2 separate regions of the Homo sapiens genome follow, and region 2 is linked to region 1. The links are chromatin loops, found by intact Hi-C in ENCODE. Cell type or tissue: chondrocyte. All regions are shown on one strand. Links, peaks and the distances in the headings refer to the core of each region. The heading gives the core; the rest is flanking DNA. Region 1 holds the start of LOC124904257 (a long non-coding RNA gene). Region 2 overlaps MC2R (melanocortin 2 receptor).

The links. A loop is a pair of places that touch in the nucleus more often than their neighbours do. Peaks named below come from ENCODE experiments on the same cell type or tissue, not always from the same donor. Only the 100,000 strongest peaks of a DNase experiment are listed, where the experiment ranks them.
Region 2: it touches region 1 in a loop (2.4-fold over the local background); 2 of 110 quality-filtered maps call a loop at or near these places.

Annotation. Positions count from the first base shown.
Region 1 is chr18:14,021,969-14,027,350 of GRCh38, reverse strand. LOC124904257 (a long non-coding RNA gene) reads left to right here and starts at 2,827. Exons shown (of 2, transcript XR_007066302.1): 1 at 2,827-2,916. RefSeq lists an enhancer at 1,263-2,086. In chondrocyte, for the core only: no CTCF peak of the experiment used is centred there; no DNase peak of the experiment used is centred there.
Region 2 is chr18:13,902,128-13,907,509 of GRCh38, reverse strand. The region is part of intron 1 of MC2R (melanocortin 2 receptor); the gene reads left to right. Among named protein-coding and RNA genes, the nearest start is that of MC2R, 11 kb to the left of the region's middle. In chondrocyte, for the core only: no CTCF peak of the experiment used is centred there; no DNase peak of the experiment used is centred there.

The sequences.
Region 1 (5,382 bases), core at 183-5,182:
TTTACTATGTTCTTACTTATTTTGTGAAATCTTTACAAATACGTATTCACATATTAGTTTTATAATAAAAGTAAATAAACATAGAAATTTGGGTGAAGGAAATGAGAATTGAAAGGAATCAAACCTGACCTTTATTTTCTCATTGATAAGGTGAGGTTGATAATGAAAGAATGTGTGTGAGTTGAGGAGTTTGGTGAGTAGGAGACAAGTATGGAGCAGCTTTATGGGGACTGTGCAGGAGAAGTTTTGATGCACTTGTAGGACATTAGTGTTCCATGAGATGCATCAAAGCTGCCTCTGCTAAAACTGAAAATGGGTGGTCTCTTCTCCATTTACAGAAAAACATCCAGTTGTTATTTATAACTTTTGCAACTCCAAGTTTCTCCAATAAGTGAAGCCATGGGTACCAGCTGCAACTTGCCCATTGGCAAGCATGGGAAGATAAGAAAACAATAGAAGAAGCAAAGCACAGACTCCTCCAAAATAACTAATTGTTCTTAGTTGATATCTTTCCTTTTTTATGGAACATCTGACTGTGGATGCTAAATTAGATTGCATTTGTTATAATATGTTGTTATAAACTTCAAGTAAAATTGCTTCCAAGTTATTTGATAGAATTAAATATTTCAAAGTTTCCTAATATCAGGCAAAGAGCATGGCATTTGAGGGAGAGTGTGATGGTGCTGGAGTGCTGAAGACTGTCAACTAGGCAGAACATGAATACTTCCAAAAGAGGATTGAGCTGACCATCTGAGGCTGGAAAGTGCAAACGTGTGAACAACTCAGTCAAGACTTAGATATTCCCAGAAAAACTCAGTGCAATCAAGGAAAGGAACAAGAGACATTGTGTCGTGAGTGAGAGAGACAAGCAGCTGTTGTTGAAGCCACTGCATTGAGCTGTTTGTTATGCAGTTGCTGAATAATACAGACCTCCTGCAGCCCAGCAGGACTCCCTCCCCACTTTCCCCTGGCATAAGTGTGCGATTGGATGAGTAAGACAAATGTGGCAGAAGATAAACAAGGGTGGAGGTGGTTATGAAATGTTCATTAAACTGTGGTGAAAATTGAACATGAGTTTCAGCCTGGAATGAGAAGCATGAGAAACCAGGAGGGGACCCGCAGTCTGGGAAATAGGGGCAGTATAGGAAATGCTAGGTCCCACGCACACACATTCAGAAATACCATGGCACTGGGTGCAATGTAGAAAACATGAGGCAGGGTGAGGGGGTACTATATGGTATTTGACAAGAAGACCAAGAAGTGCCCAATCCGTCTTGGCCCTGTCCTTTGCAGGAGGTTTCCCAGGGAGATCTAGGAATCAGGAGACAATGGAAAATGGGGAAATTAAGTGGCATTTTATTATTAACCAACCTTGTAACTGAAACCTCACTTCCGAGAACTCTGGTGGTTGGACTAAAGCACGGGGCTTAAACCCAAGCTTTAAGAGAATCTCCCTACCTCCACCTACAAACACACCTCTAGGTAAAAAGCCCTGAGAATATACAAATGCAAAGTGCAAAAGCCACAGGGAGCAGCTGGCTCTATACAGGCCCAAGAAAGAGAACAAAAGAGGAGAGCCCTGGGATGTCACCTGTGTGTCCTTGTAAGACCCTTACCATAGGACTATTATTGCCCTAGCACTGTGAGACCAGTGCTATCTAATGAGTATTCTGTCTCTTGGGGAGAAGAGTTTGAGAACATGCCTTCCCCTAAAGGCCCATTGTCCTCTTGAATTCTGTCAACCAGTGAACTTATTAGCCAAGCCTATGTTTACCTCCCTTGTGGGTGTTCCCTTTAGGGTAGGAAATGCTGATGTCCAGGGAAGGCCTGACCCTGCCTCCTAACTGCTGGTTCCTCATCCAGCCCAGCACTCTCTGGGAGCCAGCCAGGGCCAATGAGGCCAAGCACAGGTGTTGTTATTTAGGGTCATTCCAGGCCACTTCCTCCATGCCACTCCCCTTTGAAGTTATGCCCAGCTACATTTAACTAAATCACCACAAAGGCCCCTCCCATTATTCAGTTCTCCCAGAGTAATTAAATATTCACAGAGCCATTAAAATCCCAATAACAAAAATCCCTCCCACTGTTGCCACAGGAAAACAGAGTCTGCTAATTAAAATTCTTAAAAACAGAGATTGGTATCCAGAATATCTTAAAGTAAAATTAAGTTTTTAAATGCTAATTTTTATTATTAGTCTATATTAATCTCATTTTGTCATCATTTCATTCAAGCCTCTTTTTGGCATCTTCCCTGGAAGTATCTGCCTAAGATGCCTTTCACAGGAACAAGTGCCTTCATCCCAAAGTTAGATTAAGCCAGTCCTCAGTATAATCTGTTCACTACCCTCCCAAATTCTAAAGCGACATCAGCCTCATAGGCTTGAAATATAAGGACAGGAGCTTTCCAGATAGCACAGCAGTTTATAAAGGGGTTCCCCTCACCTCCTACTCTTGTCCTCCAATTTTTGTGCCCATAACTATCTTACCACAAGGTAACTGCCATCAACCTTAAATCAGTGTAGACTTAGAATTCATGAGAAAGAAGAAGAGTGAAAAGAAAACAGTTTTCTGTGCACCTGTATAAGAATGTCAGATGCCCAGAATCCCCAACTCTGGACGTCAATGCAATGGAGCTGTCTCCCTTCCTAAGGTGTATTGTTCCTGGAGCTGGCACCTGGAACCTTTCTAAGTTCCTGTAGAATTTAGCTATGTGCTCTGCTGGCGCTCCTGGAACTCATTTCTCCCTTTAGTGCCCACTGAATGTATTGAAGGCATATGTGTTTCACTCTGCCTCTAAGCCCTGTGTTGTCATTGCAGATGGACTGATGTGCAATGCAGATGCAGATGCAATGTCATTGCAGATGCAGACTGGGCTGATTGTGAACCTGTGTCTAGATCGGAGCTTCCATGCCTCTTGTAAGTAGGGCTGTCCACATTTACAAAATGCATCTCTCCAAGTAACTGTCCCTCTCTTGGTCTCTTCCCTTGACTTCTTTAATTGTTACAGGATACTTAAACATCTCAGCCTGAGCCAGTGGCTGCCCTGAAATGTTTGCAGCTCTGAACTGTGGCAGTCCCCTGACTCTGCCCTTCCTTGACTCACATCCCTTTTAGCTTATTATAAAGTTTCCCGATTCTGTGCCTTCAGAACACAGGGAGGATCCACCCTGTGCTCATTTGTACTCTTCACCAAACCCTCGCCATCTCCCTGCTTTTTCATTTTCCATGTCTCAAGCAACTTTCTGAACAGCAAGAAGCAATCTTCATTTCTGCCACCTCTTATTCTATAGCAAGGGGTTGTGCCCTCACTGGTCATTCTGAATCTTCACCTATGATTTGATCACATGGGAGTTGCTAAAAAAACAAAACAAAACAAAACAAAAACACTGATGCTCCAGCCATGCCCCAGATAAATGGAATCAGAATCTCTGCAGAAAGGGATCCAGTAGTCAAGGGTAGTTTTTTAAGTTCTTCTCCCGACTCCAGATTGAAGAAGTCAGAGAAATCTGGTATGAAAAGTGTATCTTTTGGTCAAACAGGCTTTGTCTACCTCACTTCTAAGAGTAGCAGCCTTTCACCCTGTGACTCTCCTGTAATGGTCTCTCTGGATTGCCCGGCAATTCACCTATTAGAACTCCTGTTTACTCAAGGAGTAACCTCCTCTTTGGAAAAAGTCAGTTTCCAGCTCAAATATAGAATCTAATTAGTAGGCACCAATGGGATGTGAGTGTATGTCTATGGGAGGCTTCTTGAAAACGTGTCCTTGTCCTAAAGAAAGAGATACTGAGAGGATAGCCCCTCCTCTGTCTCTGGACACAGCCATTGCAGGCAGCCCTGCTGGAAGTTTGGCAGCTGTCTTCGCCACCAGGAACCTGCTGTAGGTCAAGCAAACACATTGGCAGGATGGAAAGAATCGAGTCCATGAGGAGACTGTGGATCTAATGGACTAGGCAATTCTGGAACTATCCTGCCTCTAGACTGCTCAGGGAAACCTAGAGGCACTTTTGAAAGCAGGACAAAGAAAACAGGAGAAAGCGAAGCATCCCTCGGAAGATGCTTTTGCCAGGGGACATTAAGAACCAGCAGTGATCAGCTTTGTCAAGCTCCTTGCTCTCTAAGCCTCCAGTGGCAACCAGATGTGTAACAAATTAGATTTTCAATCACGTCCCCAGTCTATGCTATTTCAGATTATGTCTTTATCATTTTCTCACTCCCACCTTCAAAATCTATTGAAGGCAGCATGTGCAGCAGTGCCCTGGGTATAAAAGTCATCTTGTCCAGCCAGAAGGTTCTAAACTCTGAATAGGGCTACTGGCCATTCTCTTTAAATCAAAACTACCTTTACCCAGACCGGAAAAATAAAATCAAACACTACATTTTCATCAATTTAGAAATTAGTCCATTTCATTTGCTTTCCAGAATTCTCTTTGTGTTTAAATCATCTTCATCAAGCTTCTTGCTCTGTAAGCCTGAGTAGCACCCAGATGCATAACAATTTGGATTTTCAATCATCCTCATTTACTACCAGGGAAACAGGTTAAAAAATCAAGACATTCAATAGGGTAATTTTACAATGCTGCATTATTTTAGTTAAAATAATTATCATGGTTTTTAACAAACTAAAAATGAAGATTTCCACTTTATACATACATTTATTTGTAAAGCTATAAGGCTTGCCTTCTGGGACCGTGAAAATATATTAGGCATGTTCACATGTATATAATCAGCTTTGGAGACATTTCAAACTGTAAAGACACTGTTGAGAACTTCTTGATTATGCTTCTGTTAGAACTAGCAGTTTCCCCACAGCAAAGCATGACAGTTGCACAGACTGGAAAAGTTAGAAAATGCCTGATTATTATTTTTAAGTCATTCTTCCTGGTAAAGCATGATTTTAGAGACATTGCTTTTGATTTCTTCCTAGAAACAGAATTTTGGCATGCCACTCTGAAACACAAACATAAGTCAAAAATGAAGTATTTCATTATCACTCAATGTTTTGGGTCACAGTCATCAAATACGCCCTTATTAGCATTGGGAAATTACTAGTGTATGTTGTGAATTTGTTTAATGCAAACTTATGAATCCACATTAAAATACATTCATTTAGAAATATTTAGAGAAGAAAACCTCTCAAATGATTAGGGAAAATATTTAAAGAGGAAAATATTTGGAAAAACTCTGTTTTATGTTTGTTCCCCCCAGTTTTGGCAATTGTTATCTTGCTTTTGCTATTATTCTGGAGCTCAAGGGTTTAATATGTTTGTCAGAATGCTTTTATTCTATCTAGAGAGAGTTAAATGATTAATGTTTTGTTTCTTCTCACATAAAATAGTGATGGCTTTGCTTGCCTTCATTTCATTGTGACAATCATTTAATTAT
Region 2 (5,382 bases), core at 201-5,200, 120 kb after region 1:
TTGCTTTTGTTGCTTATGCTTTTGAGATCTTACTCCAAAAATCTTTGCAGAGACCAGTGTCTTGAAGCATTTCCACAATGTTTTCTTCAAGTAGTTTCATAGTTTCGGGTCTTAGATTTAAGTCTTTAATCCATCTTGATTTGATTTTTGTGTCTGGTGAGAGATAGAGGCCTAGTTTCATTCCTCTGCATATGGATATCCAGTTTTCCCAGCACCATTTACTGAAAAAACTGTCCTTTCCCCATTGTATGTTCTTGGCACCTTTGTCGAAGGTGAGTCGACTGCAAATGCATGGATTTATAGCTGGGTTATTTATTCTCTTCCATTTATCTGTGTAACTGTTTTTATGCTGATGCCGTGCTGATGTTGTTACTACGTGTTTGTAGTAAATTTGGAAGTCAGGTACTGTGATTCCTCCAACTTTGCTCTTTTTGCTCCAGACTGCTTTAGCTATTCAGGGTCTTTTGCAATTCCACATAAATTTTAGATTTTTTTCTATCTTTACAAAGAATGTCATTGGTATTTTGATTGGAATTGCATTGAATCTGTAAATTGCTTTGGGTAGTATGGAAATTTTAACAATATTAATTATTCCAACCCATGAGCATAGAATATTGTTCTGTTTTATGGTGTCCTCTTCAACTTCTTTCATCAGTGTTTTATAGTTTTCATAGAGATCTTTCACTTCTTTGGTTGATTTCAAAGTATTTAATTTTATTTGAGGCTATTGTAAATGGGATTACTTTTTCATTTCTTTTTTAGATTGTTCACTGTTGTTGTATATAAGTGTTACTAATTTTTGTATGTTGATTTTGTATTCTGCAACTTTACTGAATTTGTTTGTCAGCTCTCACAGTTTTCTGGTGGAGTCTAAGTTTTTCTAAGTATAACATCATGTCATCTGCAAACAAGGCTAATTTGACTTCTTCTTTTCTTTTTTTTTCTTTATTTCTTCTAAGAAACAAAAATGGGATACATGTGCAGAACGTGCAGGTTTGTTACATAGGTATACATGTACCATGGTGGCTTGCTGCACCTATTGACCCGTCCTCTAAGTTCCCTCCCCTCACCTCCCACCCCCCAACAGGCCCTGGTGTGTGTTGTTCACCTCTCTGTGCCCATGTGTTCTCATTGTTCAACTCCCACTTATGAGTGAGAACATGCAGTGTTTGGTTTTCTGTTCCTGTGTTAATTTGCTGAGGATGATGGCTTCCAGCTTTATCCATGTCCCTGCAAAGGACACGATCTGATTCCTTTTTATGGCTGCATAGTATTCCATGATGTATGTGTACCATATTTTCTTTATCCAGTCTATCATTGATGGACATTTGGGTTGGTACCATGTCTTTGCTATTGTAAATAGTGCTGCAATAAACATACGTGTGCATGTGTCTTTATAGTAGAATGATTTATATATTTTTTTCTTTTTTCTTTTTTGAGATGGGGTCTTACTCTGTCACCAGGGTGGAGTGCAATGGCACAATCTCAGCTCACTGCAACCTCCGCCTCTAAGATCTGGAACAAGACAAGGATTCAAGCAATTCTCCTGCCTCAGCTCTCTGAGTAGCTGGGACTACAGGTGTGCGTCATCATGCCCAGCTAATTTTTGTATTTTTAGTAGAGACGGGGTTTCACCATGTTGGCCAGGATGGTCTCGATCTCTTGGCATCGTGATCCACCCACCTCGGCCTTCCAAAGTGCTGGGATTACAGGCGTGAACCATCGCACCTGGCCAGAATAATTTATATTTCTTTGGGTATATACCCAGTAATGGGATTGCTGGGTCAAATGGTATTTCCAGTTCTAGATCCTTGAGGAATCACCATACTGTCTTTCACAATGGTTGAACTAATTTACACTCCCACCAACAGTGTAAAAGTGTTCCTATTTCTCCACAGCCTTGCCAGCATCTATTGTTTCCTGACTTTTTAATAATCGCCATTCTGACTGGCATGAGATGGTATCTCGTTGTGGTTTTGATTTGCATTTCTCTGATGATCAGTGATCTTGAGCTTTTTTTTTTTTTAGAGGGAGTCTCGCTCTGTTGCCAAGCTGGAGTGTAGTGGCACGATCACGGCTCAGTGCAACCTCTGCCTCCCGGATTCAAGCGATTCTTCTGCCTCAGCCACCTGAGTAGCTGGAACTACAGGCACACGCCACGAAGCCCAGCTAATTTTTGTATTTTTAGTAGAGACGGGGTTTCACCATGTTGGCCAGGATGGTAGCTTTTTTTCATTTGTTTGTTGGCCGCATAAATGTCTTCTTTTGAGAAGTGTCTGTTCATATACTTTGCCCACTTTTGGTGGGGTTGTTTTTTTCTTGTAAATGTGTTTAAGTTCCTTGTAAATTCTGGATATTAGATCTTTGTCAGATAGATAGATTGCAAAAAATTTATCCTATTCTGTAGGTTGCCTGTTCACACTGATGATAGTTTCTTTTGCTGTGCAGAAGCTCTTTAGTGTAATTAGATCCCATTTGTCAACTGTGGCTTTTGTTGCAATTGCTTTTGGCATTTTTGTCATGAAGTCATTGCCCATGCCTGTGTCCTGAATGGTATTGCCTAGGTTTTCTTCTAGTGTTTTTAAGGTTTTGGGTTTTACATTTAAGTATTTAATTCGTCTTGTATAAGGTATAAGGAAGGGGCCCGGTTTCAGTTTTTTTGCATATGGCTAGCCACTTTTCTCCCAGCACCATTTAATGGATAGGAGATCCTTTCCCCTTGCTTGTTTTTGTCGGGTTTGTCAAAGATCAGATGGTTGTAGATGTGTGGTGTTATTTCTGAGGTCTCTGTTCTGCTCCATTGGTCTATAAGTCTGTTTTGGTACCAGTACCATGGTACCGTTTTGGTTACTGTTTTGGTTACTGTACCTGTTTTGGTTACTGTAGCCTTGTAGTATAGTTTGAAATCAGGTAGCATGATACTTCCAGCTTTTTTCCTTTTTTTTCTCCTGTCTAATTGCTCTTGCCAGGACTTCCAGGATTATATTGAACGAAAGTGGTAAAAGTGGGCATCGTTGTCTTGTTCTAGATCTTAGAGGAAAGGCTTTCCATTTCTCCCCATTCAGTATGATGCTAGCTGTGAATTTGCCACATATGGCCTTTATTATGACTTTTTTTTTTTTTTTTTTTGAGACGGGGTCTTGCTCTGTCACCCAGGCTGGAGTGCAGTGGTGCTATCTCAGCTCACTGCAAACTCTGCCTCCCGGGTTCACGCCATTCTCCTGCCTCAGCCTCCGGAGTAGCTGGGACTAGAGGTGCCCACCACCTCGCCTGCCTAAGTTTTTTTTTTTTGTATTTTTAGTAGAGAAGGGATTTCACCATGTTAGCCAGGATGGTCTTGATCTCCTGACCTTGTGATCTGCCCATCTCTTCCTCCCAGACTGCTGGGATTACAGGCATGAGCCACCGTGCCTGGCCTATTATGATTTTTAAAACATTTTGAGTGGGTTTATTTCGTTGGAAGAAGAAACAGGGTGACTCAAAATACAAGCAGACATCTGTGGAAATGAAAAAAAAAATCTACAATTCTTAAAAACCTAAACTCTCTTTTAAGGATGTTATCATATAGAGATCTAAGAAACAGCACAGCTTTAAACATACCTCTAATAGAGATATTAAAACTGCATTTTCATCCTCCTGTTTTTTGTTGTTTTTTAAATTTTTCCTTTAAGGCTGCATTTTTTTATTTTAAAAAATGTACAATTAAGTTATTATTCACTATAGTCACCCTGTTGTACTATCAAATAGTAGATATTATTAATTATTTCTAACTATTTGTGTACCATTAACCATCCCCACCTCCCTCCAGAACCACCCCACACATACACTAACTTTCCAGCCTCTGGCAACCATCTTTCTACTCTCTATGCCCATGAGTTCAATTGTTTTGATTTTTAGATCCCATAAATAAGTGAGAACATGTGATGTTTGTCTTTCTGTTCCTGGCTTATTTCGCTTCCATCCATGTTGTTGCAAATGACAGGATCTCATTATTTTTATGGCTGTAAAGTACTCCATTTTGTATATGTACCATATTTTCTTTATCCATTCATCTGTTGATGAACACTTAGGTTGCTTCCAAATCTTAGCTATTGTAAACAGTGCTGCAACAACATAGGAGTGGAGATACCTCTTCAATATGCTGATTTCCTTCCCTTTGGGTATATATCCAACAGTAGGATTTCTGGATCATATGGTAACTCTATTTTTAATTTTTCAAGGAATCTCCAAACTGTTCTCCATAATGGTCATACTGATTTTCATTCTCACCAACAGTGTATGAGGGTTCCCTTTTCTCCACATCCTTACCAGCATTTGTTATTGCCTGTCTTTTGGATATAAACCATTTTAACTGGGGTAAGATGATATCTCATTGTAGTTTTGCATTGCATTACTCTAATGATCAATGATGTTGAGCACCTTTTCATATGCCTGTTTGCCATGTGTATGTCCTCTTTAGAGATACATCTATTCAAATCTTCTGCCCATTTTAAAAATCAGATTATTAGACTTTATCCTGTAGAGTTGTTTGAGCTCCTTATATATTCTGGTTATTAATCCCTTGTCAGATAGGTAGTTTGCAAATATTTTCTCTCATTCTATGGGCTGTCTCTTCACTTTGTGGGTTGTTTCCTTTGCTGTGCAGAAGATTTTTAACTTGATGTGGTCCCATTTGTCCATTTTTGTTTGGGTACCTGTGCTTGTCGGGTATTACTCAAGAAATTTTTGCCCAGACCAATGTCCTGGAGATTTCCCCCAATGTTTTATTGTATTAGTTTCATAGTTTGAGGTCTTATATTTAAGTCTTTAATCCATTTTTATTTGATTTTTGTGTATGGCATGAGATGGGGTCTAGTTTTGTTCTTCTGCATATGAATATCCAGTTTTACGAGCACCGTTTATTAAAGAGATTGTCTATCCCCCATTGCATGTTCTTGGCACCTTTGTCAAAAATGAGTTCACCATAGGTGTCCGGATCTGTTTCTGGGTTCTGTATTCTGTTTCATTGGTCTATGTGTCTGTTTTTATACCAGTACCATGCCTGTTTTGGTTACTACAGCTCTCTAGTATAATGTGAAGTCAGGTAATGTGATTCCTGCAGTTCTGTTATTTTTGCTTAGGGTAGCTTTGACTATTCTGAGTCTCTTGTGGTTCCATATAAATTTTAGGATTTTCTTTCTATTTTTGTGAAGATCATCCTTAATATTTTGATAGGGATTGCATGGCTGTGGGTATGTTGTGTATAGCTTTTATTATGTTGAGGTATGTTCCTTCTCTACCCAGTTTTTTTGATGGTTTTATTATAAAGAGATGTTGGATTTTACCAAACGCTTTTTCAGCATCATTGAAATTATCATATGGTTTTTGTCCTTCATTCCTTGA